Linked DNA regions of Homo sapiens: region 2 is linked to region 1. Evidence: read pairs that join two places in POLR2A ChIA-PET (ENCODE). Cell type or tissue: B cell. All regions are shown on one strand.

The links. ChIA-PET counts read pairs that join two places held together with the same protein. Peaks named below come from ENCODE experiments on the same cell type or tissue, not always from the same donor. Only the 100,000 strongest peaks of a DNase experiment are listed, where the experiment ranks them.
Region 2: POLR2A ChIA-PET joins it to region 1 with 14 read pairs; 2 of 35 experiments call an interaction of 5 or more read pairs at or near these places.

What each region holds. Positions count from the first base shown.
Region 1 is chr2:171,116,858-171,124,857 of GRCh38, reverse strand. It overlaps TLK1 (tousled like kinase 1), which reads left to right. Exons shown (of 21, transcript NM_012290.5): 2 at 7,001-7,119. LOC124906092 reads left to right here. Exons shown (of 1, transcript XM_047446755.1): 1 at 1-2,652. The coding sequence starts at 886. The coding sequence ends at 1,383. Among named protein-coding and RNA genes, the nearest start is that of TLK1, 40 kb to the left of the region's middle. In B cell, no CTCF peak of the experiment used is centred here; no DNase peak of the experiment used is centred here; H3K27ac peaks cover 831 bases.
Region 2 is chr2:171,385,755-171,393,754 of GRCh38, reverse strand. It overlaps METTL8 (methyltransferase 8, tRNA N3-cytidine), which reads left to right. Exons shown (of 10, transcript NM_001321154.2): 2 at 1,558-1,712. The coding sequence starts at 1,570. Among named protein-coding and RNA genes, the nearest start is that of METTL8, 44 kb to the left of the region's middle. RefSeq lists enhancers at 6,222-6,806, 6,807-7,391. In B cell, no CTCF peak of the experiment used is centred here; a DNase peak (open chromatin) is centred at 3,800; H3K4me3 peaks cover 745 bases; H3K27ac peaks cover 2,661 bases.

The DNA of each region.
Region 1 (8,000 bases):
GTGGCAGAAAAGTTGGCCTCTGAATAGCCTGTGCAGAACAACTACAGGCAAGAATATTTTCAAAGCTGAGAAAACACTAAGTACAATCTGAAGTGGAATCTGTAAGGATGTGCTGCAAGCGGTGGTGATAGAATACATACGGAGCAGCAAAAGGCTTAGTTGGAGTAATTTACAAAGCTTGTAAAACTGAGGAGTTCATAGTTTATGGTTATTCATTGTTATTCATTGGCAGATACTTTGCAGAAAATATTTCCATCTATCCATGTGTGTTACTGAATCAGTACTGTCAACTGTGAAGTCAGTTTGCTCTTTTGGACTTAACTAGCATCAGCTGCATTAATTTTTGTTAGAAACAGGACAAATATCCTGACTGGCTTAGAAGTGGTAAAGTATATTTTCACAATTGTTTGAGCTAAAGGCTGAGATTGAAATTTTTTTAATAAAGAGAACTGCCCTCAACTGCTATTAAATACTAATTAGCTTTGGAAATTAGCTTTTTGTGAAGATTGAGTAATGTTTTTAAAATGAATTTAACCTAAGATTTCAAGGCAAAATAGTGTCTATATTTGAAAGAATGTGGTAAAGTCATTTCAGTGGCAACTGATATTCAAATCCCAAATAATTTCAGGCTGCTTTATATATTTCTCAAGCTGTCAAAGAAGTTAGATTGTCATTCCCACATAAATATGAGTGGACGTATTTTCTAGTCTCAAACTATAGTTCCCACAGCATTTTTCAGAAGTTGACACAAATGCACAGAAAGTTCCATATTTCAAAAATTTGTTTAATTTTGTAGTGGAGAAACTTTCTACCTAACCTTGAATTGGAAGTAATTAATCTGCACTGTGATGACATACTGAAAGGCAAATATCAAATGAAGAACCAATGGATAACTGCCTTCCCAGTAATGAATATGCTCAATTAAAATCATGCTTGTGGGTTAATATCAATATTTGGCAATATCTGTTTCTGTTAAAAGACATTTTCAAAGACAAATACATACAGTCTCATTACAGATCAGTGTTTTTTTGTTTGTTTGTTTTTAAGCAAAAGTGCTCTCATTCTGCGCCCAGGCTGGAGTACAGTGGCACAATCATGACTCACTGCAAGCCTGTATCTCCTGGCCCCAAGCGCTTCTCCTACCTCAGCCTCCTGAGTAGCTGCGACCATAGGTGCATACCACCACACCTTAGGTTTTATTTTTTTAATTTTTGTAGAGACAGGGTCTCCCTATGTTGCCCAGGCTGGTCTCGGACTCTTGGGCTCAAACAATCCACCTGTCTTGGCCTCCCAAAGTGTTGTGATTACAGACGTGAGCCACTGCGTTTAGCCTGCAGATCAGTATTAACAGATGAGGCCAGGCGTGGTGGCTCATGCCTGTAATCCCAGCACTTTAGGAGGCACAGGTGGGCTGATCACTTGAGATTAGGAGTTCAAAAACAGCTTGGCCAACATGGTGAAACCCTGTTTCTACTAAAAAAAAAATTACAAAAATTAGCCAGGCATGGTGGCATGTGCCTGTAATCCCGGCTACTTGGGAGGCTGAGGTGGGAGAATCTCTTGAACCTGGGCGGTGGAGGTTGTAGTGAGCCGAGATTGTGCCACTGCACTTCAGGCTGGGCAACAGAGCAAGACTCCGTCTCAAAACAAAATTTAACAGATGAGTATTTGTAGTAGATTTTGATGATAGGAAACCCCAATTAAGTGAGGTGCTATCTTCTCAAAAAGAATTTCATTCTTTTCATTAGCAAACTTTTATTAAAAAAAGAAGTGTGTGTGTGTGTGTGTGTGTGTGTGTGTATTTATTTATTTATTTTTTCATATAGGGTCTTCTCTTGTCACCCAGGCTGGAGTGAAGTGGTGTGATCTCGGCTCACTGCAACCTCTACCTCCTGGGTTCAAGTGATTCTTGTGCCTCAGCCTCCTAAGTAGCTGGGATTACAGGCATCCGCCACCACACCTGGCTAATTTTTGTGTTTTTAGTAGAGATGGGGTTTCACCATGTTGGCCAGGCTGGTCTTGAACTCCTGACCTTAAGTGATCCGCCCTCCTCAGTCTCCCAACGTGCTGGGATTATAGATGTGAGCCACTGCACCTGGCCTATTATAAAATATTATACTCATTATTGTATCTTGGATTTTGTCAATAAAAAGTTTTTGGAAATTGTTTCTGTATCCAGCCTGGGCGACAGAGTGTCTCCAAAAAAAAAAAAAAATTGTTTCTGTCTTGTTATGTAAGTATCTATATGATTTTGCCTGTTGGCCAGCAAAGACTAAAATATTTGTGACTGGGCCCTTTACAGAAAAAGTTACAGATCTGTGTTCTACAGAAGTACTTCTGAAACATGAATGTATATAGTAATTACTGGGGATCTTGTTAAGATGCAGATTCTGGTGTGGTCGGTTTGTGGAGGAACCCATGATTTTGCATTTCTTATAAGCATCTTGGTGATACAGTTGCTGCTGGGCTCATGCACTGTAGTTTAAGTAGCAAGGCTCTACTGTTTAGGATTAACATTTGCTAAGCACCTATTATGTGCCAGGAATTACACCAGGGGCTCTTGAGTATATTGCCTCTTTAAAATATCTTATTAGGGCCGGGTGCGGTGGCTCACGCCTGTAATCCCAGCACTTTGGGAGGCTGAGGTGTGTAATTCACGAGGTCAAGAGATCGAGACCATCCTGGCCAACATGGTGCATCCTGGCCAACATGGTGAAACCCCGTCTTCACTAAAAATACAAAAATTAGCTGGGCGTGGTGGTGAGCACCTGTAGTCCCAGCCACTCAGGAGTCTGAGGCAGGAGAATCGCTTGAACCCAGGAGGTGGAGGTTGCAGTGAGCCAAGATTGCACCACTACACTCCAGCCTGGTGACAGAGTGAGACTGCGTCTCAAAAAACAAACAAACAAAAAGTAATTAGAAGGTGTTAAGAATTAAGGAGAGATTGTGCTTTTAAGAGTTTTTGGTTAGAAACCCATTTGTTCTTGGGTGCCTAATTTCCTGTAAGACCTCATGAAGAGGGTTGAGGTCCTAGAGGAAGCTATATATCTGGGAAAAACAATAGGAAACAAAATATATTATTATTTACTGATCTAGGTCAAAGCAGGGCCCCATGCCCTCATCTTCCATGGTAAATTTCAGTGTGCCATCAACCAGTTATCAAGTCAAAGAGTAGGCATAGTATATAGCACATACATGCTTTATAAATGTTTTCTTCCAATCTGTTGTTTACCTTTTCATTTTGTAACCATGTTCTTTTGAACTAGCACCATTTTAAATTTTTGATGAAGTCCAATTTATTGAATTAAGAACTTGTAAGTATTATTTGAGACAGGTTCTCGCTGTGTCACCCAGCGTGGAGTGCAGTGGTGCAATCTTGGCTCACTGCAGCCTCGACCTCCTGGGCTCAAGCAGTCCTCCCACCTCAGCTCCTTAGTAGCTGGAATTACAGATGCTCACTGCCACACCCAGCTAATTTTTGTATTTTTTGTAGAGACAGGGTTTTGCCACGTTGCTCAGGCTGATCTTGAACTCCTGGACTCAAGTGATTCTCTTTGCCTTGGGCTCCCAAAGTGCTGGGATTATAGGCAGGCGCCGCGACATCTAATTATTTTTTTTTAAATTGTGGCAAAATATAAAATTTACCATGTTAACTATTTTTAAATGTAAAGTTCAGTGGTATTAAGTACATTCATACTGTGCTACCATCACCACTATTCATCTGTAGAAATTTTCTGTCTTCCTCAGCTGAAACTCTGTACCCATTAAATACTAACCTCCCATTCCACCACACCCCCAGCCCCTGGCAACCACCTTTTGTGACTGGCTTATTTTACTTAGCATATCTTCGGAGATCTCCGTGTTGTAGCATGCACCCATATTTTCTTCATTTTTCAGGCTGAATAATATTCCATTGTATGTAGATACCACATTTTGTTTATCCATTCATCTGTTGATGGCCACTTGGATTGCTTCTACCTTTAGGCTAATGTGAATAATGCTGCTGTAAATGTGTTTGTACAAATACCTGTTTGAGCCATTGCTTTCGCTTGTATTGGTTATATACTCAGAAGTGAAATTGCTGGATCATATGGTAATTCAGTGTTTCATTTTTTGAGGAACCGCTATACTGTTTTGCACAGTGGCCGCACCATTTTATGTTCCCACCAGCGATGCACAAGGATTCCAATTTCTCCACATCCTCACTAGCACTTGTATATTTGGGGTTTTAGTTTTTGATAACAGCCATCCTAATGGGTATGAAGTGGTGTCTCACCGTGATTTTGATTTGCATTTCCCTCATGATTAATGTTGAGCATCTTTTCATGTGCTTATTGGTCATTTGCATATCTTCTTTGGAAAAATTTGTATTCCAGTCTTTTGCCCATTTTTTAATTGGGTTTTTTTTGTTATTGAGTTGTAGAAGTTCTTTATATATTCTGGATATCAATCCTTTATCAGATATATAATTTTCAGATATTTTTTCCATTCTGTGGGTTGCCGTCTCACTCTGTTGATTGTGTCCTTTTAGGCACAAAAGTTTTTAATTTTGATGAAGTCCAACTTACCTATTTTCCTTCCTTCCTTTTTTTTTTTTTTTTTTTTTTTTCTGACGGAGTCTCACTCTGTCGCCCAGGCTGGAGTGCAGTGGTACGACCTCGATTCACTGCAGCCTTTGCCTCCTGGGTTCAGGTGATTCTCTTGCCTCAGCCTCCTGAGTAGCTGAGATTACAGGCACACACCACCACGCTCGGCTAATTTTTTTGTATTTTTAGTAGAGACGTTTAGTAGAGATGTTGGCCAGGCTAGTCTCGAACTGCTGACCTCAAGTGATCTGCCGGCCTTGGCCTCCCAAAGTGCTGGGATTTCAGGCATGAGCCACTGCACCTGGCCCTATTTTTTCTTTAGTTGCCTGTGCTTTTGGTGTTAGATCAAAGAAACCATTGCTAAATTCAGTGCCATGAAGCTTTATCCATATGTTTTCTTCTAAGAGTTAGAAAGTTTTAGGTCTTATATTCAGGCATTTGATCCATTTTGAGTTAATTTTTTTATATGGTTAAAGTAAGGATCCAACTCAATTTATTTGCATGTGGATATCCAGTTTTCCCTGCACCATTTGTTGAAAAGACTGATCTTTCTCCACTAAATGGTGTTGGTGTTCTTACTGAAAATCATTTCACGTGAGGGTTTATTTTCTGGTCTCCCTGTTTTATCCCATTGCTCTATATATATGTCTGTCTTTATGCCAGTACCATATTCTTATTTTAAAAATGTGATTTAATGTTTTCAAAATAGTCCTGTGCCAGGGAAGGATTGATAGTTTTTTATAAAGCAAAACTTCAGTAGATTTTAAGTTTCAGTGCCAGGCTTAAGACTTGGCAGACCTGGCATATAATAGGTGTGTGATTTGAGAATCATGTTTGAAGCCAAAGGAGATCTGAAAAGAAAACAGAAGGCCATGGGGAATATTTGCAGTTAAGAGAGAACAAGAAGGTGGTGGGGGGAACAGGTGTGGCTGAATTATGAAAACTAGAACTGTTTATGTTTTTGCTTTGGTTTTTCCTCTCAATAAAGGAATAATATACAGTTTCTGATGTAATAGCAGGAAGAGAAAAAATGGAAGCATTGATGATACTAAGGATGATATGGTTATAAACCAGTTTAAGGGAAGAATTAAATGGTAGTACAGTAAAATTGAGGCTAAGGTAGACTTCTAAAAAGACATAAGTGAGGGCAGAAGGAGACAAGGAGTGAGTAGATGCCAGAGAGGTAGGGTACTTGTGAATACAAGATTTCTTGGATGTCAAGAAGGAGTGAGGTCAAAAGCAAGTGTTAAAGGCTTTAGCTTTTTAGAGGGATTTACCTCTTTTTTTGAGCTAGAAGAAGTAGACAGAGGAAGGTGTATTTTCAGGTACAGGGATCCAAATAAGCATGAAAGAGTGGCCACCATCCATCTAGTCCTCTGTCCAGGTGAGGATAAAAAGTAAGAAAGGGAATTTCAAAAGATAAGATCTATAGGAGTAGTTGTTAACCTTTAGGAGAGGAATGTCAGGATGTGTGGAAGGGGCTAGTATAGTTCAAAAATGTTCCCCAAGTCATTCTGGATTCTGGTAATATCCTTACCTGCTCCCTTTGAGAGCCATTCATTTATGTCACTTCTGGGGTTTTTGTTAGAAGAGAATTAGCAGACATAGATAAAGTAATTTTTGTTTGAACTTCATCTAGAATTTGGAGTGCTTTAGTCTGCATAATAACAATAACATCAGGGTGTTAAATTTTTCCCCTTAATTTTCAAGGTGGTTTAATACTAGTAAGTGTTACTTCAGTCATCTGTGTGTGTGGTAAACGTGTTTGTGTTTCATTTACCTGATGGAAACTTAAAACTATCAACCGTACAAAAAATCTTAAGGATTGTGACAATAATAAAACAGTTCTTTATAGTTTAAAATGTAGTTAGTTATATAAGATATACATAAACAAAATAATTAAGTGGTAATGTCGCATAGTTACAATTCTGGGTATGCTCAGAATAGGGAGATTACATTAGGAGAGTAGTATTTTTTAAACTATGGACCCATGGTCCATTGTTGGTTTATGAAATCAATTTAATTGCTATTTACTAGTGTCACCTCACTCTTTTTTAAGTGGACTAGGATAGGCTAGAAAATAGATGTTGTACAGGACTCTTACTACTGCATTGCAGTAAGATTTGGTATTCTGTGAAACTTTTAAATATATGAATGTTTGTAACTGTGTACTAAATTAGATGGAAAATATATTTCTTCTGTGAGTTGCAGCCAAAAGTGTTGGAAATCCATTGTAGGATGTTTTGATAAGTTGATGTGTACATTTAAAAATAAAGTCTCTCAATTTCGTCTGCTTGTAGCATTCATTCCTAAATTTTTAACATCTTAACTAATCACATATATATATTTGTGTGTGTAAGTATAAAGTATACACACATATATATGTGTACATATATATTTTTTTTTCTTAATAGGTGCAATGGATGAGCTTCATAGTCTGGATCCAAGAAGGCAAGAGTTATTGGAAGCTAGATTTACTGGAGTTGCAAGTGGGAGCACTGGAAGTACGGGCAGTTGCAGTGTTGGAGCTAAAGTGAGCAAAATTCTCATCTTTATTTGACAGTCTTTCTTTCTATTAAATGATCTAAAATAGTATGTAAAGGATTCCTACATAACGTGCTTAACAGCAAATGTAACTTTTATAATGTGTAGAATAAGATCAGTGTTCATAAATGCGTTTTTAATGTAGTATACCATATTTCAGGGGCATTATAATACAGCATAATATGTTTCAGGGATAAAAAGGAGTTTGGTAGATTGTACTGCCTGTCTCCCACTATGTAGTTTCTTATCCTTCCTGCCCTTATTATCCATGGTCCTATCTGTACATCTAATCCACAGTTTCTAACTGCTGCATAAAACTTTAATAGTGTATATCTTTTAGGCCAGGAGTCCTCAACCCCTGGGCCAAGGACCAGTACCAGTCCTGTTAGTAACCGGCCACACAGCAGGAGGTGAGCGGCAGGAGAGTGAGCATTACTGCCTGAGCTCCACCTGTTTGATTCAGCAGCGTTAGATTCTCATAGGAGCATGAACTCTATTGTGAACTGTGCACATGCAAGGGATCCAGGTTGTGCACTCCTTATGAGAATCTAATGCCTGATATGAGGTAGAACAGTTTCATCTCTAAACTATTCCCCACCCAACCTCCACCTTCCCTCTTTTTTCATGGAAAAATTGTCTTCCATGAAACTGATCCTGGGTGCCAAAAAGATTAGGTATTGCTGTGTTCAGCCTTTCAGTGATAGACCCAGATTGTCTACCTCAAACTGTGATGAGTTTTCATGTACTTGGGCTCTTATGGACCTTTGTGACCATTTATTTAGGATGTTTTCCCAAGAGTACAATTGCTAGATCATAGGGTATGTATAGACTGAAATTGGATAAATACAAGGTTGCTATTCAGAACAGTTG
Region 2 (8,000 bases), 270 kb before region 1:
CGCCTAATAGCACCTCCAATGATCTGTGATGCATATTACATACACACACCTTTTAGCATCTGTTTCCACCTGACAGCTGACAGCATTAGGCTGAATGTTGTGATGAACAACTGAAATGTCAAGCAGTATTACAATGGTTTCTTATTGGAAAAAGTAAGCACCTTAGAGCTTCTTTTTAATACTTTTCCATAAAGATTTTAAAGTGACATATTTACAAGTACATAATTAAGATGACATACTCTTTAAATGCTTGTTATTCTTCCAGAAATGGAGATGGATTTGGGCTAATCAGCAGATGATTCTCCTCTTGAGCTAGGGTATAAGCATGCTTTTTTTTTTTTTTTTTTGCTTTTTTATAAGACAGAGTCTTGCTCTATGACCCAGGCTGGAATGCAGTGGCATGATCATGGCTCACTACAGCTTCAGCCTCTAGGCTTGGCCTCTCGTGTAGCTGGAACCACAGATGTGCACCATCACCCCTAATTTTTTTTTATTTTTTGAAGAAACGGTCTCACTATGTTGCCCAGGCTGGTCTCTAACTCTTGGACTCAAGTAACTCTCTCACCTTGGCCTCCCAAAATGTTGGGATTATAGGCATGAGCCACTGCAGCTGGCCTTAAGCATGCATTTTTGTTTTGTTTTGTTTGTTTTGAGACAGAGTCTTATTCTGTTGCCCAGGCGGGAGTGCAATGACACAATCTCGGCTCACTGCAATCTCCGCCTCCTGGGTTCAAGCGATTCTCTTGCCTCAGCCTCCAAGTAGCTGGGATTACAGGAATTCACATCACTCCTGGATAATTTTTTTTTTTTTTGTATTTTTAGTAAAGATGGGGTTTTCCTATGTTGGCCAGGCTGGTCTCGAACTCCTGACCTCAAGTGACCCACCTGCCTCGGCCTGCCAAAGTGCTGGGATTACAGGCATGAGCCACCATGCCTGGCAAAGCATGCATTTTGTTCAGGAAAATCTATTTTGCATCCATATTACTGACTATTCTTAAAAATATATGTATACAGGATTGTTAGAATTAATAATTGCTAAGATTCTGTCTTAATATTTATTTATTTGACTGATTTTCATATTATTCAGTTCAGCACGGAGAATGAGAGTTACAGGTTTGTTTTCTTATTCTTCTGCCATACTTGGGATTTTTGTCTAGTGGTCACAAAATATTTCCTAGAAATATATTTTCCTAGAATTACCCCCCAAAAAATAAAATTACTTTAAAAAAAATCTGTCTTTAGTACACAAATTCAGACATGCTTTGATCATGTGCTAAAAATTAAATAAGCAAATAAAATATCGAACAAAGCAAAGTTGGTCAAGGCTATGGCTTCAAAAAAATGCCAGCCAGTGTTGCCCACCCTAAATATTTCTCTCCCATCTCTTGGCCTGAATATACTTCAGGAGAGAAGCTGTTATGCTCATCTTTCATTAAAAAGTTTCTAGTTTTCATGTGCATTCTCAGATTGAAAACCTTTAGAACCAGGTTTTGGGTATTAGATAAACAATACACTGTTTAATCTATGTTGACTAATTAATCATTTGTAACTTTTTAGGTACTGCTTAGGATGAATATGATTTGGAGAAATTCCATTTCTTGTCTAAGGCTAGGAAAGGTGCCACACAGATACCAAAGTGGTTACCACCCAGTGGCCCCTCTGGGATCAAGGATTTTAACTGACCCAGCCAAAGTTTTTGAACACAACATGTGGTGAGTTTTCTTTTTAAATCTGATATTATGTGTGTTTCTTAAATATCACCAGTGGTATTATTTTCATTTAGAATTAAGAAAGGGTTTTTAAAGCTGATGACCTAACTCATGTTGTAGAGGTCCAAAAGCTAGGGTAACCGATCCTGACTTAAGTGTTGCTGATTCTGAATTTCATTGCAAATGGAATTGGAAGAGTGAAACTTTCCATATGCTTTTAGTAGCCTTGGAGTTCTTGCAGGCCCTTCCTACTTACCTCTGATCCTGATTTGCCTGCTGTCACTGGGTGGGGGTGAGGATTCTTTCCTAGGTGGGGCCCTCCTCCTGCTCCACAGTTCCTTCCCTCTTTTTCATACTTGTCATCCAGCAAATGCAGATCAGTACCTGTGTCTTACTGAGCACCAGGGAGATCATATTGGTATGATTCTCGTCTATGCTTTCAGGGAATCCACCCTATTTGGAAAGATAGATATTTACAGAAAAAGCTGATAATTACCCCTACAAGGCAGTAAATTGTGAGGGCTCAATGAGTGTTACAGACTATATGCCATATGAGAACAACTCAGTAATGCAAAAACACTTCTGTTTGGGCATAGTCAGAAAGATTTCTTAAAGTGAGGGAAACTGAGATTACGATTACAGGCACACCTCAGAAATGTTGTAGGTTTGGTTGAGACCACTGCAGTAAAGCAAATATTGCAATAAAGTGAGTCACACAATTTTTTTGGTTTCCCAGTGCATATAAAAGTTATGTTTACACTATACTGTAGTCTCTTAAGTGTACAATAGCATTATGTCTAAGAAAACAGTGTACAAACCTAATTAAAAAGTAATTTCTTGCTAAAAAATGCTAACAGTCATCTGAGCCTTCAGTGAGTCATAATCTTTTTGTTGGCAGAGGGTCTTACCTCAGTGTTGATGGCTGCTGACTGATCAGGGTGGTGGTTGGAGTGGCTGTGGCAGTTTCTTAAAATAAGACAACAATGGAGTTTGCATCATCAACTGACTCTCCCTTTCATGAAAGATTTCTCTGTAGCATGTGATGCTGTTTGATAGCATTTTACCTACAGTAGAACTTTCAAAATCAGTCAGTCCTCACAGATCCTGCCACTGTTTTATCAACTAAGTGTATGTAATATTCTAAATATTTTGTTTAATATTTAGAATTTTGTCTAAATTCTTTGTTGTCTAAATTATGTCTAAATTCTTTGTTGTCTAAATTATGTCTAAATTCTTTGTTGTGATTTCCACAGTGTTCACACTGTCTTCACCCCAAGTAGATTCCATCTCAAGAAACTACTTTCTTTGCTCATCCCTACAAAGGAACTCCTCATCTGTTCAAGTTTTATCATGAGATTGCAGCAATTCAGACTAAATCTTTAGGCCCCACTTTTAATTCTAGTTCTCTTGCTGTTTCCACCATATCTGCCGTTACTTTTTCCACTGAAGTCTTGAACCCCTTATCATCCATTAGAATCAACTTCTTCCAAACTCCTATTGATGTTATTATTTTGACCTCCTCCCATGAATCACAAATGTTCTTAATGGCATGTAGATTGGTGAATCCTTTCCAGAGTGTTTTCAGTTTACTTTGCCCAGATCCACTAGAGGAATTACTATTTATGGCAGCTATAGCTTTACGAAATGTAGTTCTTAAATAAGACTTGAAAGTTGAAATTACTTCTTGATCCAAGGGCTGCAGAATGGATATTGTGTTAGTTGGCATGAAAGCAACATTAATATCCTTGTACATTTCCATCAGAACTCTGGAGTGACAAGGTATATTGTCAGTGAGCAGTAGTATTTTGCAAGGAATTCTTTTTTCTGAGCATTAGGTCTCCACAGTGGGCTTAAAACATTCAGTAAACCATGCTATAAACAGATGTGTTGTCATCCAGGCTTTGTTGTTTCATTTATAGAGTATAGGCAGAGTAGATTCAGTATAATTTTTAAGGGCCCTAGGATTTTGGGAATAGTAAATAAGCACTGGCTTCAACTTAAAGTCACCAACTGCCTTAGCCCTTAACAGGAGAGTCAGCCTGTCCTTTGAAGCTTTGAAGCCAGGCATTGACTTCTCCTTTCTGGCTATGAAAGTCTTAGATGACATCTTCTTCCAATAGAAAGCTGTTTTATTTACATTGAAAGTTTGTTTTTTAGTGTAACCACCTTCATCAGTGATCTTAGCTGGATCTTCTGGATAACTCGATGCTACAGCTTCTCCATCAGCACTTACTGCTTTGCTTTGTACTTTTATGCTATGGAGATGTCTTCTTTCCTTAAACCTCATGAACCAACCTCCACTAGCTTCACTTTTCTTCTGCAGCTACCTCATCTCTGTGAGCCTTCATAGAGTCAAAGAAAGTTAGGGCCTTGCTCTGGATTAGGCTTTGGCTTATGGGAATATTGTGGCTGGTTTTATCTTTTATGCAGACCACTAAACCTTTCTCCATATCAGTAATGCTATTTCACTTTCTTTTCATTCATGTATTCACTGGAGCAGCATTTTTTTTTTTTTTTTTTTTTTTTTTTTTGTGAGACAGGGAGACTCTGTCACCCAAGCTGGAGTGCAGTGGTGTGGTCACGGTTCACTGAACCTTCACCTGGGTCAAGTGATTCTCTGGCCTCAGCCTCCCAAGTAGCTGGGACTATAGGCATTCACTGCCATGCCTGGCTAATTTTTGTATTTTTTGTAGAGATGGGGTTTCACCATGTTGCCCAGGCTGGCCTTGAACTCCTGAGCTCAAGTGATCTTTCCAACTCAGCCTCCCAAAGTGCTGGGATTACAGGTGTGAGCCATAGCACTCAACCTGGAGTAGCATCTTTAATTTCCTTTAAGAACTTTTCCTTTGCATTTCACAAGTTGACTAGTGCTAGAGGCCTAGGTTTTGTCCTATCTCAGCTTGCAAAAGGCCTTCCTCACTAAGCTTAATCTTTTCTAGCTTTTGATTTAAAATGAGATATATATAACTATTCCTTTCATTTGAACACGTAGAGGCCATTGTAGGGTAATCAACTGGCCTCATTTCATTATTGTTTTGTCTCAGGGAGTAGGGGAACCTGAGGAGAGGGAAATAGACAGGGAAAGCCAGGTCAGTGGAGCAGTCAGAACACACATAACATTTATCAATTAAATTAGCTGTTTTATATGGATATGGTTCATGGTACTCTAAAACAATTACAATAGTAACATCAAAGATCACTGATCACAGCTCATAACAGATATAATAATAATGAAATAGTTTGAAATATTGCAAGAATTACCAAAATGTAACAGAGACATGAAATGAGCACATGCTGTTGGAGAAATGGTGCCAATAGACTTGCTCAATGCAGGGTTGCCACAAACCTTCAATTTGTAAAAAATGCAATAGCTGTGAAGTGTGATCAAGCAAAGCATAATTATACAAGATATGCCTGTATTTATATTGCCTGCAGTACATAGCACAATGCCTGACACACAAATATTGTTGAATTAATGCTTTGAATAGGTAAACTGAAATAAGGGCATTCTAGGTGGATAGAAAATCATAAAGCACTGAGATGAGGAAATATAAGGCATTTTCATGAGATAGAGGATAGGATAGTTTGCCTTAAGAAAGGCTTTTCTAGGAGATTGGTGAAAGATAAGGTTGGAATGACATAGGCCAGATGGGGGGTAGGTTTAAGATGTGCATGGTCCTGAATTCATAGCTGAAGTATAAGGCATTATAGAGCCACTGAAGATAAATAAATGACATTATATTTAGTGTATTAAGTGTATATATTTGGTAACACCATGCTAGACTGATCAGCAGGAAGAATTAGAAGCAGAAAAGGGCCAGTGAGCAAGAGATCGTGACAGAAGAATAAACAGAATTTGGTGCTTGTGCAGAGTAAAGAAAAAGGAAGAAGTTGACTCTGAAGTTTTGATCTTAAGTAACTGATAGAAATAGGAAAATCAAGAGGTAAATGTATTTGTTTTATTTTGGAAGAAAGATGGTTAATTTGGTTTTAGACATTTTGAATAATAGGCTTTGTGAGCAGGACATTCAGGTGTAAATGTCCAGCACGCAGACACTGCTGCTGGGAAGAGGGAGAGTGGTCAGAGCTGAAGAAGTCAAGTTGGGCATGATATCTGCAGACAAAATTGTTATCAGACTAGCCTCTGGAACAGCATCTCTGGGGCTAGGAAGGTGATTCATGGGCTTTTTATGTTTTTATTGCAACCGAATCTCAATTTTGAAAGGGAATACATTGATTTTTTAATTAATTAGTTCTACACTATACAATATGGTAGTCACTAGCCACAGGTGGTTATTCAGCACTTGAAATATATTAATAACTGGGCTGAATTGAGATGTACTGTAAAATTTTAAAAACTTAGTACAAAAAATAAGGTAAACAATCTCAATTTTTATATTGAATTATATGTTAAAAGTGAATGAAAATTTGGATATATGCAATTAAATTATATATATATGCACATACATACATATATATATTTAAAAAAAAATTTTTTTTTTAATTTTTTTTAAATAAGACAGAGTCTCGCTCTGTCGCCCTGGCTGGAGTGCAGTGATTCAATCTCAGCTCACTGCAACCTCTGCCTCCCAGGTTCAAGCAATTCTCCTGCCTCAGCCTCCTGAGTATCTGGGATTATAAACATGCACCACTGAAAGGGAAAAAGCTCCTATGTCCCCCTCGCTGGATGTGCGATGGGGGTGTGGCTCACTTCTTCAGTGCCCCGCTGCTCAGACCTCTAGGGGAGCATACAGATGGGCAGGCTGTGGGGCTCCTACCCCATGACAGTGTATAGGGGTGAGTGTTTACAGCTCCTGAAGTCCCAGTGAGCGCGTGTTACAGGGTGCTCTTTTAGTTTAGCCATGCATAGGCAGCTTGTGTTAGCTCAGTTATACCCCTGCCTTATCGTAAAGACAGATTTCTGTATCCCAGGGTTCTTGCCTTGGTGTATGGGAAGAATCGGATCACTTATGAGCTTGGAGAATGAGTGCAAGGTTTTACTGAGTGGAAGTAGCTCTCAGCAGATTGGGGAGTCAGAAGGGAGATGGTTTTCCCCTGGAGTCGGACCGCTAGGTGGACTGGGCTCTCCTCTGGCTGCCCTAGCCAAATGTCGTTCTGCTGGTGGGTGGCCTGCTGGTGTGCTGGTGCCTCCTGATGTGCTTCTCGCCATGTCCAGCCACCTGTGTGTCTGCCTGCTGGGGTCTGGGGGGAGGGGATTGTTTATAGGCATAGGATCGGGGCGTGGCAGGCCAGGGCGGTCTTGGGAAAATACAACATTTGGGCAGGAAATGCCTGTCCTCACCTAGGTTCATGTGGGTGGAGCCCTAGCCAGGGACCACGTCCTCCTCTAAGTAGCGCTTCCCTTCCCCGCTTCTGTATCATTTAAAGGGACCACACTCTTCCCTTCCATATTGCCACCACGCCCAGCTAATTTTTGTATTTTTTGTAGAGACAAGGTTTCGCTGTGTTGGCCAGGCCGGTCTCGCACTCCTGACCTCAGGTGAACTGCCTACCTCGGACTCCCAAAGTACTGGGATTACAGGCGTGAGCCACTGTGCCTGGCCTAAATAAAATATATTTTTAAAATTGGTTTCACCTCTTTATTTTCATTTTTCCTTACCATGGCTACTAGAAATTTTAAAACTACGTATGTAGTTCACATTATACTTTTTTGGACAGCTGCTCCATTAAACCATTTTCACTACCATCACCAATATGGATAGTTATCACAGGCTATGAGATAAAATGGGCCCTTTGCCAGGCAATTAAATCTCCAGAGCAACTTCTGATCTTAGGCAAGCTCCTCATTTATCAATTTTTTTTGTTTTCTTCATTAGACCCTAGTGATTTAGCTATCTATATTCTCTTTTTCCATCTGCTACCACCTGCTCTCTTGCCTGAGATTCTTGCCTACTGATTTAAGTTCTGTTTTGTCATAGACTCAGGAAAGCAAGGATCATCTGGTCCAGCACTCCTCAAACACACGGGCTAGCTTTGGGCTGGCTGCACAAGAATCCTTCTGGGAGTTACTATTTCAGTAGGTCTAGAGGTATGGCCCAGGAATTTCTAACTTGAAAAGGCTCTTTTAGTTATTCTGTTGAGGAGCCAGGTTTGGGAACCCTTGATCCAGTCCAGTGGTTTTTATAATTTTCTTTAGCAACAGAACTATTTTCAAGTGAAGCTTTAACATGGAATCCTAGGATTTAAAAGATAAAAGCAAACCTGACCTGAATGAATTAGGCATAGAGGCCTGGAGCATCAACAGCACCACTTCCTTTTCCCTCTCACCTC